2 separate regions of the Homo sapiens genome follow, and region 2 is linked to region 1. Evidence: read pairs that join two places in POLR2A ChIA-PET (ENCODE). Cell type or tissue: B cell. All regions are shown on one strand. Links, peaks and the distances in the headings refer to the core of each region. The heading gives the core; the rest is flanking DNA.

Region 1 (2,904 bases), core at 118-2,617:
ATTTCACAGGTCTATGGACCTGAGATCATAAAATTCATTTTTCAGAGTCAAGACGACTTTTCCAGGGTCACACGGCCAGGTACGGGCTGGACTGGGGTTTGAACCCATCTCTGTCAGACTCCAGAGCCCGGGCTTCCAGCCATTCCCAACTCTTTTTGCTCAAATGCACCAATCCCACTCTGGCCACATAGCCCTTGAACGTGCTGTGCTTGTTTTGTGTGTTGCCCAGGCAGGTCTCAAACTCTTGGCCTCAAACGATCCTCCCAAAGTGCTGAGATTACAGGCCTGAGCTGCCTTGACCGCCTTTCTATTTCCTCCTGGGGGGATGGGAGCACCAAGGAGATTCCAGCAAAAGGATACACCCACTCCAGCTTGAGCCGGCAAGAAGGCAGCTCCGAGCGTGTGTCCAGGCTGTAGGTGGGTGCCAGCTCGTCTGGGATCATCATGGGCACAGGGCGGCCCCTCAGGAACATTTTCACGGAGCCATCCTCTGCCAGGACACCCCCAGAGGTCAGGCACTGACACCAGCCCCATCCCTATTCCCTCTCCTCTTCCAGCTTTATTTATTTATTTTTTTAAAGGCAGGGAAACTGAGGCCAGAGAGGCAAAGACCCAGTAGCCAAGACTCCTGACCTCTGGCTCCAGCCTGTCACCCCAACAAGCAAGCTTCCACCGAGCCCTTCCCCATCTCCCCACTCACCCACACTGAAGATAACTTCTTTGGTTTTGCTGTCAGGAAAGGACAAAGAAAAAAAAAGGGTCTTAGTATTCAGTTCAGAAAAGGGGAGAAACCATTCCTCCACCCCCACCGCTCCCCGGAGGTCTCCGATGAAAACGGGGCCGAGTAAGGGGCAGAGCGCTGCCTCTCTGCAGGCCGTGTGCTTTGCTCGGTTGATCTTGCAGAGCCTAAGACACAGGCCCAGAGAGGCAGTGATCGCCAAAGATCACACAGCACGAAGTGGCAGGGACGCGATCCTGGAAGAAGGGAGTCACCAAGGACCCTTCCCTCCTAATCAGCAAGGTGCTCCCCAGCGCCCCCCACCCGCAGTTCCCCCAGCACACCAAACGTCAAGCAGAGGGAGAAACGGGGAGAGTTTAAGGGAAGGGGCGTGTCCCCACGCCGGTCTGGGTCCCAGGGGTTGGGTGAAACCTGAGATCTAAGCCCCGGGAGCGCGGAGAGGAGATGGGGGGTGGTCTGCGAAAGGGTCTCACCCAGCTCCAAAGCTACTCATGGCGGCGGGTGGCGGAGCTTCGGGGCCGGGGGTGGAGCCGGGACCGGCTCTGCCGCTTCCGGCCCTGGGAGGCGCCCGGGCCGCCGCGCCCCTGCCCCGCCCTCCACAGCCACCCCTGGAGCCGGAGGGTCCCACCGGGTCACACATCCCGGGCTGTGGACTCCCGATCCCAGGTTCTTTCGGGGTGGGTGGGGGAGAGTGGTTGAGAACATGGACTCGGGAGCGCGCCTGCTTGAGTTAAAACCCCAGTTCTGCTAATTCCTAGCAGTGTACACAGGTCGTCCAACCTCTGCCTCGGTTTCCTCATTTAAAAAATGGGGATAATAAGAGTACCCGGCCGGGCGCGGTGGCTCATGCCTGTAATCCCAGCACTTTGGGAGGCCGAGGCGGGCAGATCACCTGAGGTCAGGAGTTCAAGACCAGCCTGGCCAACGTGGTGAAACCCCGTCTCTACTAAAAATACAAAACTTAGCCTGGCGTGGTGGCTGGCGCCTGTAATCCCAGCTACTTGGGAGGCTGAGGCAGGAAAATCATTCGAACTCGGGAGGCAGAGGTTACAGTGAGCTGAGATTGTGTCATTGCACTCCAGCCTGGGCAACGAGAACAAGACTCCGTCTCAAAATAAATAAATAAATAAGAGTACTCACACCTCCCGGGGGTAGTTGCGAGGGTGAAATTGGTTAATTATTGGGAAGTGCCTGGAGTATACACAACGCTGTATTTGTGTTTGCTATGTTTGAGCAGAGTTGAAATGTGCAGCTTTTGACCTTGGTCTTGCCCTTGCGTGGCCTCCTAGCGCTGACCACGCCCACTGCACCATAACTCCAGCCTTAGGGTGATTTTTGTTTTGTTTTGTTTTTGATACAGGGTGTGGCTCTGTCGACCAAACTGGAGTGCAATGGCGTGATCATGGCTCACTGAAACCTCGAATTTCCTAGGCTTAAGTGAGCCTCCTGCCGCAGCCTCCCAAGTAGCTGGGTCTACAAGCGAAGGCCAGCACGCCCGGCTATTTTCTTTCTCTCTCTTTTTTTTTTTGTTTTTTGTTTTTTGTTTTTTGTTTGTTTGTTTAACGGAGTCTTGCTCTGTCAGCAGGCTGGAGTGCAGTGGCGCGATCTCAGCTCACTGCAACCTCCGCCTCCCGGGTTGAAGTGATTCTCCTGCCTCAGCCTCCCGAGTAGCTGGGACTACAGGCACGCGCCACCACGCCCATTTTTGTATTATTAATAGACAGGGGGTTTCACCATGTTGGCCAGGATGGTCTCGATCTCTTGACCTTGTGATCCACCCGCCTAGGCCTCCCGAAGTGCTGGGATTACAGGCGTGAGCCACCGCGCCAGGCCTAATTTATTTTCATTTTTAGTAAAGACGAGGGCTCGCTATTTTGCCCAGCCTGGTCTCGAACTCCTGAGCTCAAGCGATGATTCCCGCCTCCGCCTCCCAAACTGCTAGAATTATATAGCCTTAGTTTTTGACTCTGTCCAGATCTTCAGTATGGCCCCGCCTCTGGAGTTGACCACGCCTGTCATTCTGAGCCTCCCTTCTAACCCTGTCCCTGAGTTGACTCAGTTGCTTGAGAATTGACTGCTACCTCCCGCCAACGCTCCTTCTCCGGCCCGCCAGGCATTCTGATTACGTCCATTTTCACGTATTCCTTATGTGAATACCTTCGAGG
Region 2 (2,904 bases), core at 114-2,613, 97 kb before region 1:
TAAAAAATAAAACAAAATAAATAAGAGAAATTTTTTTTTGGAGAAAGAGTCTCAGTCTGTTAGCCAGGCTGGAGTGCAGTGGTGCAATGATGGCTCATTGCAGCCTCGACCTCCTGGGCTCAAGCAAACCTCCTGCCTCAGCCTCCTGAGTAGCTGGGACTATAGGCACACACCACCACACCTGGCGCATTTTAAAACATTTTATAGAAACAGGGTCTCACTATGTTTCCCAGGCTGGTCTTGAACTCCTGGGCTCAAGCGATCCTCCCACCTTGGCCTCCCAAAGTGCTGATATTACAGGTGTGAGCCACCACACCCAGCCTGAACCTGAAATCTTGGGGAAGGCTTCAAGGATACGAAGAGACCCCTAGGATCCATGTTAGGGTGTGGAGTAGGTCCACGGCAGTGGTAGGGGGTGGTACCCATGGTGCTGACAGCCCTCTGACCTTGGAGTCCCTGAGTGCTTCATGCTCGCTGCAACCCAACAGACAGGCTCCTTGCTGGGAAGTGGCTGCCCAGCCAGGGACTATAGTTAGGTGCAGTTAGGTGTGGTCAGGGCACCGAGTTCTAGGAAAAATAAGCCAGCCAAGTGAAGCCGGCTACTTCCAGCCCTGGTCCATATGAGCCATGCTGTGGTCCTCATGAAGACCACCCCAGGGTGACCTTGAAATAAACACACTGAAGATGGCAGAGCTGCAACAGCCTGAGTCCCTGAATGACTGTGTGGAGGAGGGCTGCCCTGCCAACCTGTTCCCGGCTAGTACAGCCGTGCACTGCTTAATGACAGGGACACATTCTGAGAAATGCATTGTTTGGTGATTTTGTCATTGTGCAAACATCACAGAGTGGGCTTACACGAACCTAGATAGTGTGGCCTGCTACACACCTAGGCTATGTGGTAGAGCTTTCTGCTCCTAGGCTATAAACCTAAACAGCATGTGACTGTACTGAAAATTGCAGGAGTTGTAACACAATGGTAAGTACTTGCGTGTCTAGACACATCCAAACATAGAAACGGTACAGTAAAAATACGGTGGTATCATTTTATGAGACCACTGTTGTATATGCGGTTTGTTGTGGACAGAAACCTCATTATGTGGTACAGTACTTCACTGTTTTTTTGTTTTTTTTTTTTTTTTTTTTTTTGAGACGGAGTCTCGCTCTGTCGCCAGGCTAGAGGGCAGGCAGTGGTGCGATCCTGGCTCACTGCAGCCTCCAACTCCCTGGTTCAAGTGATTCTCCTGCCTCAGCCTCCAGAGTAGCTGGGACTACAGGCACCTGCCACCACGCCTGGCTAATTTTAGTACTTTTAGTAGAGACAGGTTTCACCATGGTGGCCAGGATGGTCTCGATCTCCTGACCTCGCAATCTGCCCACCTTGGTTTCTCAAAGTGCTGGGATTACAGGTGTGAGCTATCATGCCCAGCGCGTGACTTCACTGTTTTGTCTTATTTTGTTTGTTTATTTATTTATTTATTTATTTTTGAGACAGGGTCTCACTCTGTCGCCCAGGCTGGAGTGCAGTGGCATGATCTCGGCTCACTGCAACCTCCAACTCTCCAGCTCAAGCAACCCACCCACCTCAGCCTCCCTCGTAGCTGGGACTACAGGAGCATGACACCATGCCTGACTAACTTTTGTATTTTTGAAGAAATAGCGTCTCTGTATATTGCCCAGGGGCTGGTCTCAAACTCCTGGGCTCACGTGATCCTCCAGCTTTGGCCTCCCTAAGTGCTGGGATTACAGGCATGAGCCACCACAACTGGCCTATTTTTATTTTTAATTTTTTTTTTTTTGAGACAGAGTCTCGCTCTGTTGCCCAGGCTGGAGTGCAGTGACGTGATCTCGGCTCACTGTAGCCTCCAACTCCTGGGTTTAAGTGATTCTCCTGCCTCAGCCCCCGGAGTACCTGAGATTACAGGCACACGCCACCACGCCTAATTTTTGCATTTTTAGTAGAGATGGAGTTTCACCACGTTGGTCAGGCTAGTCTCGAACTCCTGACCTCAAGTGATCTGCCCACCTTGGCCTCCCAAAGTACTGGGATTACAGGCGTGAGCCACTGCGCCCAGCTGTATTTTAATTTTTATAATTTATTTTTATTTGTAGAAGAGGAGTCTTGCTATGTTGCCCAGGCTGTTCTCTAACTCCTGAGCTCAAGCAATCCTCCCGCCTCAGCCTCCCAAAGTGCTGGGATTACAGGTGTGAACACTGCAACTGGCCAACGTTACTATTTTAGGAGCAAGAAGTAAACTCGTTCACTCAATATCATTACACATATGGGGTCTCTGTTACAGCATCGGCATCTCTAACTGTAAACCTCTCAAGGTTCCTGCTGGTTTTCTTAGCCTCCAGTGAGCTACCTGATATCCTTCCAGTAAGTTCTTTTTCTGCTTCAGTTAGCCCAGGAAGGTTCCTGTTGCTGGCAATGCAGAGTCATTTTGCAACCGTTCACTCTGTGCTAAGCAACTTCCTAAGTGTTTTGCATGTATTAATTGATTCACTTTCATAATAAACTTACAAAGGAAGTTCTGTTATCAGGCACAAGATACCCAGTGACTTGCCCAAGCTCATCCAACTGGTATGAGGCAGAGCTAGGGATTGATTCCAGGCATTTTGGGATCTGAGCCCATGCCCTTCCCATGATGCTTCACTGCTCTCGAGACAAATGATCTAAGCCTAAAAAGACTGCAAGCTACATGCACGTTCATAGCAGCCCTATTCATAGCCACCACGCGGAGGAAACAACCCCAACGTTCAACAGATGTATGAATAAACAAATTGTGGTCTAGCCTCACAATGGACTATTATTCAGCCATAAAAAGGGATGATGGGGGCGGGGCACGGTGGCTCACGCCTGTAATCCCAGCACTTTGGGACGGCAAGGCAGGCAGATCACCTGAG

What was found. ChIA-PET counts read pairs that join two places held together with the same protein. Peaks named below come from ENCODE experiments on the same cell type or tissue, not always from the same donor. Only the 100,000 strongest peaks of a DNase experiment are listed, where the experiment ranks them.
Region 2: POLR2A ChIA-PET joins it to region 1 with 5 read pairs; 11 of 35 experiments call an interaction of 5 or more read pairs at or near these places.

What each region holds. Positions count from the first base shown.
Region 1 is chr19:45,638,145-45,641,048 of GRCh38, forward strand. It overlaps EML2 (EMAP like 2), which reads right to left and starts at 1,253. Exons shown (of 19, transcript NM_012155.4): 1 at 1,213-1,253; 2 at 701-729; 3 at 361-490. The coding sequence starts at 1,232. It overlaps MIR330 (microRNA 330), which reads right to left and starts at 943; the gene lies at 850-943. RefSeq lists enhancers at 79-930, 167-461, 931-1,782 and silencers at 167-461, 1,158-1,437, 1,458-1,547. In B cell, for the core only: a CTCF peak has its summit at 995; a DNase peak (open chromatin) is centred at 1,157; H3K4me3 peaks cover 1,137 bases; H3K27ac peaks cover 759 bases.
Region 2 is chr19:45,541,543-45,544,446 of GRCh38, forward strand. It overlaps a transcript of OPA3 not described here. Among named protein-coding and RNA genes, the nearest start is that of VASP, 36 kb to the left of the region's middle. In B cell, for the core only: no CTCF peak of the experiment used is centred there; no DNase peak of the experiment used is centred there; H3K27ac peaks cover 163 bases.